2 separate regions of the Homo sapiens genome follow, and region 2 is linked to region 1. Evidence: chromatin loops called from intact Hi-C (ENCODE). Cell type or tissue: K562. All regions are shown on one strand. Links, peaks and the distances in the headings refer to the core of each region. The heading gives the core; the rest is flanking DNA.

Region 1 (5,388 bases), core at 309-5,308:
GTAGATGCCATTTGCCCACTAATAAAACCAAAAATAAATCCTATTAGGAAATTGGCCTTTATAAAAACTGCTTAGCTCTCACATGTTTAAAACAAAACGGCAATGATCTTCCAAAACCTTTATTCTCCAACAGTAAAGATAAAATGATGATCACCCACCTGAATAAACATATTTAAACTTAGACCAAATTTAAAAAATTAAATTGAAGTCATCAAAATCTTAATCTGTAAAAGTATTAAATTTTAAAATATATTGTAATATAACCTTTAACTATATATCATTTCATACAAATTTCTAGTTTAATAACACAATATTTCAAATCCATCAGTTGTAACCATTAACTTAAATGTTATAAACATGGCAAGTTACACACAACAATGTTTCCAATTTAAAAAGTATATACTGCTTGATAAAATACATGATGGTACTTAAGTTGTTAAAATAAAATGTAAGAATAAAATCCACACGCTTTTCACAAAAATGTAAATACTTCTTGATTTTGGTGACACCTCTTTTGTTGCAAAACTATATACCAAATATGCAGAATTCACCTATTACAAAAAAATCAAGCCTCATTTCTCTAAAAATCACCTATCCAGACTATGCCAGACTGCGAAGAACTCAAGGGCGGTGAGGTGGAAGAGGTAACAGATAAGGATTAAAAGAATCTCTAAATAATCACAGTAAATGTCACAAAGACCATGGCTCATAAAAGTTCTTCTTCTTACCTATCAGTTCCTATATTAGGCACAATCGTAACTACTCTCTAAAATCATAAAGGACAAGAAACCACATATTTAGAAGGGGAAGGAAGGAAAAAGGGTAAGCACAGCTGCAGCTGCCCTAAGGCATCAGTATTGTATCATAATGACAAACCAATACTGAAAATAAAGTGACATTATGTTGCATATGTTCAGCAATGAAGATATTTTTATAAAATCTTAATACTTAAAACTACGTTTCCATTAACTAAAAAAATAGCCTATCTGGAAAACCTCACATCCTGATGACGCTCAATGTGAGCTTACTATATTTGCTTTTATTCACTCCAGTAAACATTAATCAAACCAGTTTTCTGGTGTAGTTAAAAAATTAACCTGAAAAAAAGTCAAAACATGTCACTGCTTTAAAATATACGCCAGGCGTCACGCCTGTAATCCCAGCATTTTGGGAGGCCAAGGCGGGAGGATCATTTGAGATCAAGAGTTTGATACCAGCCTGGCCAACATGACAAAACCCCGTCTCTACTAAAAATACAAAAATTAGCCAGGCATGGTGGCAGGTGCCTGTAATCCCAGCTACTCAGGAGGCTGAGTGAGGCACGAGAATGCTTGAACCCAGGAGGCGGAGGTTGCAGCCAGCGAGATCGCACCACTGCACTCCAGCCTGGGTGATAAAAGTGAAACTCAGTCTCAAAAAATAAGTTAACTAAATAAAAAATAATAATAGAATATACTTGCTTTCTAAAAAAAGAAATGCACTGAATTACAAAGATTATACATATAGTTCCTCTTGATTTAGGTATATAGATGTGTCAGAACACAATAAAAGACAGGCATGATAATTATGTATTTGTGGAAAAGCTTATATTTAAATAGTGGCCTTCAGAAGAAATATAACATATTTAATCTAAATCTCCTCCCCCTCCCCACAAAACCCCATGACCATCATGGCCACATTTTCACTTTTCCCCTTGTATATTCTCTATAAATATTATGAAGGGAAAAAAGAAAGCAGAAGTAGGAGACCTATTGTACCCATTGCCAGTAAGTGTCAATACCAAAATCTGAGAAGCTTTGGTTAACATAAAATGAAATAATTGTTTAAACTAATATTCGACTTATATAATGTAATCTTTAAAAAAAACACTTTAGGATTCTGAGGTGGGCTTGCTACAAAGGGAAAAAAGTAGCCTATTCTTAACAGGAAATATGTTGCCAAAAACAAATCTATAAGATTTTTTACTTATTGCTGTTTTCTCTTATGTAATTACGAAAACTGCTGCAAGGGGGAAAAGGCAAATATAGTAATAACAAGTAATTTTTTAAAAAACCCCAAAGAACGACTCACTTGAAACAACCTGCTGTTTCCCAAAACATGTTCCCTGAAGAGAGAGCTCTACAGTCCACTAAGTTTGGAAAACCCTTCTTGTTTAGGAGGCTCACCACGCACACTGGCTATTAAAGTTTCTGAGGAGTCTCACTGCAAACAAATATTACTTATTTGGTCCAGCATTACACTATTTTGGACTTCAAAACCTGTTTTTTTTGTACTTGTTTTAGTATACCTATCAACATTCCAAGATATTAAAAGTTCCTCAGAATACCTTCATAGTGATCCACCATAAATATGGAGATACAGATATTTTTAGCTTGTATCAGCACCAATGTGAAGAAAATACAAAAACAGGATCATTATTAGAGCCAAAGAATTGAGGGGGGTGGGAGCAGAAGCTGTTGATTCAATTCTGCTGAGGTTTTTTTTAGCGGGTGGGGAGGAGAGTCCCTTATTTTTAAAAACAAGGCCTGCTCAGGACATTCTGAGGCAATCTAAACATGTCATAAATGACTGTGCCACAAGGGGGAGCCATTATCCATCACTTCTGGCAGATGGTTTCTAATCAAAATAGGCAATATTTAACCAACATTTTATTTCAAAAATACCCATATAACGGCAACTAAAATAAGAACGAAAGTATTATCCATTTTAAAATTAGTAAAATAAAGGGGGAAAGCTTTTTGATTATTATTAGAGCATCTGGTCCCTGACACGATATTTTGTATAGATCAGTTCTTAAGTATTTGGGGAGCATGGGGCAGGCACAATTGGTCAAAATGAAAATTTAGTACAAAGGCAAGCAATGTTTCAAAGATGAAACATCAAATTGCTTTTAGTAGCCTAACACAGTGAATGGCCCCAGCACAAATTCAACAAATGCTAGTGTTCTGCCCCAACTCTACAGTGAAGCAGGTCTAACAGTCAGATCAGATTTAATAAGTTTCATTATTAAAATAATAGACTTTTAATCATCAGTTAACACTTTGACATAAGTTACCTGAGAAATAACTTAGAACCACAATACAATAAAAATAAGATTTAGAGTTTGGAAGTGGAGGAAGGGTGGTTAGAAAACAACTACTCCAGTTTTCACATTCTCACAGTTCTTAGTACAGGGTTCCAGAGTATGTACACTGATTAAACATAGTGACAAGACAGAAATCTAATTTATTTCTTGACAGAGAAAATTCCTATTTTATTTGCCTTTTTCTATCCCTACGGTAGAACACAGGAGCACAATAAATGTCTGAGTGAATATTTGAATGAAATACAGATGCTAGAAAACCTAAAACGAACGTGGTCAACTGCAAATGGCCCCAAATTCTTCCCAGGCCTGTATGCTCACTCCTGTGCAATGTGATTTTGCCACTCCTGTCATCAAGAAGTGGAGTCTATTAATGCGCACACACAAAAAAAGAAAGAATGAATAAAGCCTACGATTTCACTGCACAACAGGGTGACTATAGTCAGTAATAATTGCACATTTTAACTAAAAGAGTGTTGTTAACTGGATTGTTTGTAACTCAAAGGATAAATGCTTGTGGAGATGGACACCTCATTCTCCATGATGCACTTATTTCATATTGCATGCTTGTATCAAGACATCTTATGTACCCCATAAATATATACATCTACTATGTACCCACAAATATTAAAAATTTAAAGGATTTTTTAAATAGGCCGAGCACTTTGGGAGGCCAAGGTGGCACATGCCTAATCCCAGCTATTTGGGTGACTGAGGCACAAGAATCACTTGAACCTGGGAAGTTGCAGTGAGCCGAGATCGCACCACTGCACTCCATCCTGGACAATGACCTGTTAAAATATATATAATTCACAACTTCTACCATCATATAAGAAAATACAAAACACATATAACATTACTATATATACTCTTTTATCGATTAAAAACAGTGCTACTTAATTACCTAGAGGATAGCATTATCATGAATTTCTTTCTTTTTTTTTGAGATGGAGTCTCACTCTGTCGTCCAGGCTGGAGTACAGTGAGACTCTGTCACAAGAAAAAAAATTAAAGTAAAATGAATAAATAACCTAAAAGAAGTGGAGTCTATTTTTCCACACGAATCTGGGTTTCACCATGTGACTTCCCTTTGTCAATGGGACATTAGCAAACACAACACAAGCAGAAGCTTGTACACTGGGGCTTACCCTCTTTCTACTCAATGGAACCCTGTAACCACCACCATGCAAATGAGCCCAGGCTAACCTGTGGGATGATGAGAAAAATGTGGCCATCAACCCAGCTAACATACATCAACCACCAACCATATAAGTGAGGTGTCCCAAGACCCAACTGGTCTGCCAATCATCAGACATAAGAATGAAGCCATATAGCCCCAGCTAAGTTAGCAGAGACCACAAGAACTGTCCAGCAAGCCCAAAGAACTGTGATAAATGAAACCTTTTTTCAAGTCACTAAGTTTTGAGGCTTTTGTTTATACATTTAATACAGCAAAAGCTAACAGATATGGACAGGTTACAAACTTTGGGAAAAGTCCATGCATATGTTTCTATCCTCAAACGGACTTTCATGATACAGTTTCCTAATATATCACTAACCTCAGGGCCACAGCATTAGAGAAATGACATGACCTGTTAAAATATATATAATACCACATGGTCTTCAAACCTTTCAGGCAACCTGCAAGGATACAGATGAAGATGGAAAACAGAATTATACAAGTAAAAAGAATTCCAAAACCGAAGACAAAAGAACAGGGATGTTTTAATCCTTTGTCAGTGTTGTGTATATGTGTTTAATAAAGTTGAACAGATGTAAAAATGAGTATTTGTGAAAGCTACAAGATACTATTACAGAGATAAACACTATCACTACAAAAATCATAGAAACAGCTACATAATTTGTCATCTTTTAGTTTCTACAGAATTTAAAGCAAATTATTTTGGTTGCCCTGATTGTAATTTAAGAACAATAACAAAAACAGAAAACTAGGCTCATGAGGATACAAATTCATCATGAACTTGGTTTGGGTTCCACAGCTATTGGTGGTCAGTACCATCAGGTTGCACAACCTAGGGACTGCCATTCACATCACTGAATGGCTGCAGTGCGCAGCTTCTATCATTATATAAGAAAATACAAAACACATATAGCATTACTATATATACTCTTTTATCGATTAAAAATGGTGCTACTTAATTACCTAGAGGATGGCATTACCATGAATTTCTTCCTTTTCTTTTGAGACGGAGTCTCACTCTGTCGTCCAGGCTGGAAGTACAGTGGCGCAATCTCGGCTCACTGCACCCTCCGCCTCCTGGATTCAAGCGATTCTCCTGCCTCAG
Region 2 (5,325 bases), core at 326-5,325, 180 kb before region 1:
GAGGTTTTCTTTCTGTTTTCTTTTTTTTTTTTTTTTTTTGAGACAGGGTCTCACTCTATTGCCCAGGCTGGAGTACAGTGGCACAATAATGGGCTCAAGTGATCCCTCCCAACTCAGCATTCCTAGTAGCTGGGACTACAGGTATACACCACCGCCCCCAGCTAATTTTTTGGGTTTTGTAGAGATGTAAAGACAGGGTTTCACTATGTTGCTCAGGCTGGTCTTTAACTCCTGGGCTCAAGCGATCATCCCTCCTCTAGCTCCCAAAGTGTTGAGATTACAGGCATAAGCCAACACACCCAGCCGCTTACATTTCTCTTTGAATAGTCCAATATATAAATAAGTGTCTCCTTAAACTCTAAAAGCATTTTAGAAGAGAGATGATAGAAGGAAGAAGAAATTAAACAGAAAGGGAAAAAGGTGAGGGAATTATTTTAAAAAAGGAAATTAGATAATGGGACAATATAAAAGCTTCCAGTATGCTAGACTGGCAGAACTAAAAGAGATCTTAACTATCATGTAGCCAACTTTTTATAATATATATTAGATAAATGAGACCATTGTAAGTTAAGTGATCTGCCAATTCACAGGTAATTAAGTTACAGAGCACAAACTAGATCCAAGATTCCAGAGACTTCCCCGTCAACTGCTTTTAATTGCTCACACTGAGATATGTTATAGGGAGTATTATCAATTTCTAGACCCAGTTATTATAATTCCTGTCTTACACAAAGTGTGGAGAAGAGTTCAAGCACAATAATGCACCAAAGAAATTTAGAAATTGCAAGTTAAAAACAAGTCCAGAGAAATCAACACATTTTATTTTATTTTATTTTTATTTATTTATTTTTTGAGACGGAGTCTCGCTCTGTCGCCCAGGCTGGAGTGCAGTGGCGTGATCTTGGCTCACTGCAAGCTCCGCCTCCCAGGTTAATGCCATTCTCCTGCCTCAGCCTCCCGAGTAGCTGGGACTACAGGCGCCCGCCACCACGCCCGGCTAATTTTTTGTATTTTTAGTAGAGACAGGGTTTCACCACGCCTGGCTAATTTTTTTGTATTTTTAGTAGAGACGGGGTTTCACCATGTTAGCCAGGATGGTCTCGATCTCCTGACCTTGTGATCCGCCCGCCTCAGCCTCCCAAAGTGCTGGGATTACAGGCGTGAGCCACCGCGCCCGGCCAATCAACACATTTTAAAAATCAGTAATTATCTGAAAAAAGAAATAATAGAAAATAAAATTTTAATCCACAGTATTTCAATTAGACTTCTTTGAACTACTCAAGACTTTTACCACTATCTGCATTACTTCTATATATTTAAGTAGGTAAGCAAGTATGAATGCAAATTTACTAGTTTGATTTTTTCATGTCTTAAGTCCTATTAAACAAATGAACCAGTAAGAATGATACAGAAAAATAAGTCTTTTTAATTATTTTTTTATTTTTAAAGTTCTTGTAACAACAATCTCTAGTCCAAAGAAAAGTCTTTATTAACACCTGTATATATCTAACAAGCTCCTGAATTTCAAAAGAAAGAAAAAGATAAAAGAGAAAAATTATAGACCGTATCATCTATTCTTGGTCAGATAAGTGAAAACACTAGAAGATGAGAGTGGTTTGGTGACAAATCACTGTTTAAATTACAGACAGAAACAAATACACACATGTAACTTTTTTTTCAGGGTGAAGAAATGAGGTCAGAAGGTTACTAATATAATATTCCAGTAATTATCTTATATATAATTACTAAGTCTTACCCTTGAACTACAAGAATAAAATTTAAAAACTCACTCTGTTCATTATCATTCCACTGATTTCAAGTACAGACATGTCTGCTTTCTTACAATCATTACCTTCCCATACTATAGCACTTATTTTTTCTAATCCTGGGTGGGAACTATGGAGCCAGGGCAAATGACTCTATAAAAAAAAAAAAAATTAGTAAATATATAGATCACATTTAATAAATAAAATGTGTGTATATAAAGTTGTATATATATCTCTATATACACACACAATTTTAATGACACTAAAAATAAAAATTGGTGAATATATTTATCATGTTTTATAAATGGAATATATAGATCTGTGCACAGCTAATATATTTATACACACAACTCTAAGACACTAAAATTCTATCTTAAAATTAGTTAGCATATACACTGAACAGATATCATAAGAAGTTACATGGTTATGAAACTGTACAAGTTGAGAACTTTCTGTAACAAGTATTAGTCAACCTATGTTCAAAAATATACTAAAACATGTCAGCAAAAGTACTTAGTTGTCAGTCTACACAGCTGCAATATACTAATGCTAAAAGACAAATGGATATCAACTTGTTCATAGTAATCATTGTCCAACTTATGATCATTAAAAAAGAATATGACAGCTGAGATTTGAATCTCTTTGAAAGACCATATAGTGCTAGTCTTATCCCAAAAAAGACTCTTCCTTACATATTTAACGTTTAATATCTGATTTAGTTACTTTTCTGATATTTTAATCCAGCATTTCTCCAAAGGACCCATTTAACTTTTTTTTTTTTTCCAGATAAAGCAAATATTACAAAACTGAAGCACTCAGCCTCCTGAGTAGCTCGGACTACAGGCACCTGCCACCATGCCTGGCTAATTTTTTTATTTTTAGTAGAGACGGGGTTTCACCATGTTGGCCAGGCTGGTCTCTAACTCCTGACCTCAGGTGATCCACCGGCCTCTACCTCCCAAAGTGCTGGGATTACAGGTGTGAACCACTGCGCCCAGCCCCAAAACAGAACAGTTGAGTTAATGATGGCAACAAAATTAATGAAACACTAAACCTTTATATAATCAGACTTCAAGAGGAGAAGTAACACTAAAAGATTAAACCCAGATAGAGATCAGTTTGCTTGTTTATATTGCAGTATTTCTAGTGTATTTTTAAGGACTCATATACTTCCCACATTTTGTTTTTTGAGACGGAGTCTTGCTCTGTTACTCAGGCTGGAGTGCAATGGTGCGATCTCAGCTCACTGCAACCTCCGCCTCCCAGGTTCAAGTGATTCTCCTGCCTCAGCCTCCCAAGTAGCTGGGACTATAGGCGCCCACCACCACGCCCAGCTAATCTTTAAATTTTTGTAGAGACGGGGTTTCACCATGTTGACCAGGTTGGTCTCGAACTCCTGAACTTGTGATCTGCCCACCTAAGCCTCCCAAAGTGCTGGGATTACAGGCGTGAGCCACGGTGTCTGGCCACTTCCCACATTTTCTAAAAACAATAGTTTTGGCATTCGTAGCAACCTCAAATTTTATAAAATATTTCATTAAATATAACTTCTAACAATGAACAGAAGAATCTACTCTAGGTACATTTATTCTTTAGAGGACAAAAATGTGATTAAAATATGGTAAAAAAAATGTTTCTTGTAAACTTTTAACACTTTCCTCTAGGGGGAGTAAAGTTGCATTGATTAATTTCAACTAAAGTTGAATAATAATAATTCAATAATGTAAAAAAAAAGAGGTGGGAAATTTTTATCTTTTCTAGAGATGAAGGATTTTAATATACTTTAACTTTCATGGTATACATTTCACTACTTGAGGTCCTGAAGAGTGCTAAGATACTAGTTATTAACTACCAACTTAATTTCTCAAATGTTATTTCCTCATTTATCTCCAAACAAAATATTCTGTTTTGGGAAAGAAATAATCTGTACCAAAATATGTATCAAACTTTCACTAGAAATTTTACAATTGTTAAGCGTAAGGAAACCAAAAAGCCAGAAACAGGAAGTGCAAGAAGCTAAAAGGAAAGAAGTTTAAGCTTGAGAGCCAACAGATTTCAACCACTGATTTACAGACATTTTTAAACTCTCAGTCTGGAATAGTGAATTAAGGTCTTCCTAATTACATGAAGAAAGGAATATCAATACCAAGAAAGCCCATCTAGAGACAGAAATAGGAAATCAGGACATTCTCATTGTCCTCCCAAAAGCACTCCTTTTACATCTAGCTACCTTGCCAATTACTCTATCCAGCATCTGATATTACATTATTTCTAGAATGCCAAAAGGCAAAAGAGAAGACAGCAACTAGAAACTGGTGAATTTTAAAAGAGTTAATTACGCCGGGCGCGGTGGCTCACGCCTGTAATCCCAGCACTTTGGGAGGCTGAGGTGGGCGGATCACGAGGTCAGGAGATAGTAGCCATCCTGGCTAACACGGTGAAACCCCGTCTCTACTAAAAATACAAAAAGAAATCAGCCAGGCATGGTGGCTGGTGCCTGTAGTCCCAGGTACTGGGGAGGCTGAGGCAAGAGAATGGCGTGAACCCGGGAGGCAGAGCTTGAAGTGAGCCGAGATCGCGCCACTGCACTCCAGCCTGGGCGACAGAGTGGGACTCCGTCTGAAAAAAAAAAAAAAAAAAAAAAAAAAGGGTAAATTACATGTTCAATGTTGTGTGTAGAAACTTGAAAAAATAAATAAAAAAGACTGCTATATTCCTCTGTGTGTGTGTGTGGGGGGGGGGAATGTACACTGAAAAACAGTCTTGTTGAATCATGTCTGCAGTGTGGAGAACAGCATCACATGAAATTTTTTTTAAAAGGTTCAGGGAAAACATCAGAGCAAATAATTTCATTTTATAATTTTATCACATAGGTTACTCTAAATACATTTTCTTTTTTCTTTTTTTTTTTGAGACTGTGTTGGGCTCCACTGCCCAGGCTGGAGTGTGGTTCTTGGCTAACTGAAACCTTCGCCTCCCGGGTTCAAGCAATGCTCATGCCTCAGCCTCCTGAGCAGCTGGGATTACAGGTGCCTGCCACCGTGCCCACCACCATGCCCGACTAATTTTTGTATTTTTAATAGAGATGGAGTTTCACCATGTTGCCAGGCTGGTCTCGAACTCCTGACCTCAAGTAATCCACCCGCCTTGGCCTCCCAAGCTGGGATTAGAGGCGTGAGCCACCATGCCCGGCCGCTATATATGTTTTCAAACTAAAATTTAGAACTTAAAATTTTTTTTTACCTTTGAAGACAGCATCACAGATCCAAAAATTTAGAACTTCTAAAATGATTATACTTTATCCTCACTTAAAATCTCAACTGCTTTGCTCCTTATTCATTCAAAACTACCTGAAAACCTTATTGCTTAAATGGTGGCATGTTTTATTTCAAATAAATTCACCATGCCAACCACATACTCGTGTTTCCAACTGTGGGAATGCAGCCATTTAAAGCTTTACACTTACTAAAAACTGAATTTCAGCTGAATATAGCTTTATATTTTAGTATATATTCAGCTATAGAGGAGGGCTATAGGAGAAAAATTTTCTTCTGTGGAA

The links. Peaks named below come from ENCODE experiments on the same cell type or tissue, not always from the same donor. Only the 100,000 strongest peaks of a DNase experiment are listed, where the experiment ranks them.
Region 2: it touches region 1 in a loop (6-fold over the local background); 11 of 110 quality-filtered maps call a loop at or near these places.

The regions. Positions count from the first base shown.
Region 1 is chr7:77,756,677-77,762,064 of GRCh38, reverse strand. All of the region lies in intron 3 of RSBN1L (round spermatid basic protein 1 like), which reads right to left. Among named protein-coding and RNA genes, the nearest start is that of TMEM60, 39 kb to the left of the region's middle. In K562, for the core only: a CTCF peak has its summit at 2,582 (motif pointing right); a DNase peak (open chromatin) is centred at 2,564.
Region 2 is chr7:77,934,304-77,939,628 of GRCh38, reverse strand. It overlaps PHTF2 (putative homeodomain transcription factor 2), which reads right to left. Exons shown (of 19, transcript NM_001395272.1): 12 at 1,791-1,919. Among named protein-coding and RNA genes, the nearest start is that of DDX3ILA1, 53 kb to the left of the region's middle. In K562, for the core only: a CTCF peak has its summit at 3,441; no DNase peak of the experiment used is centred there.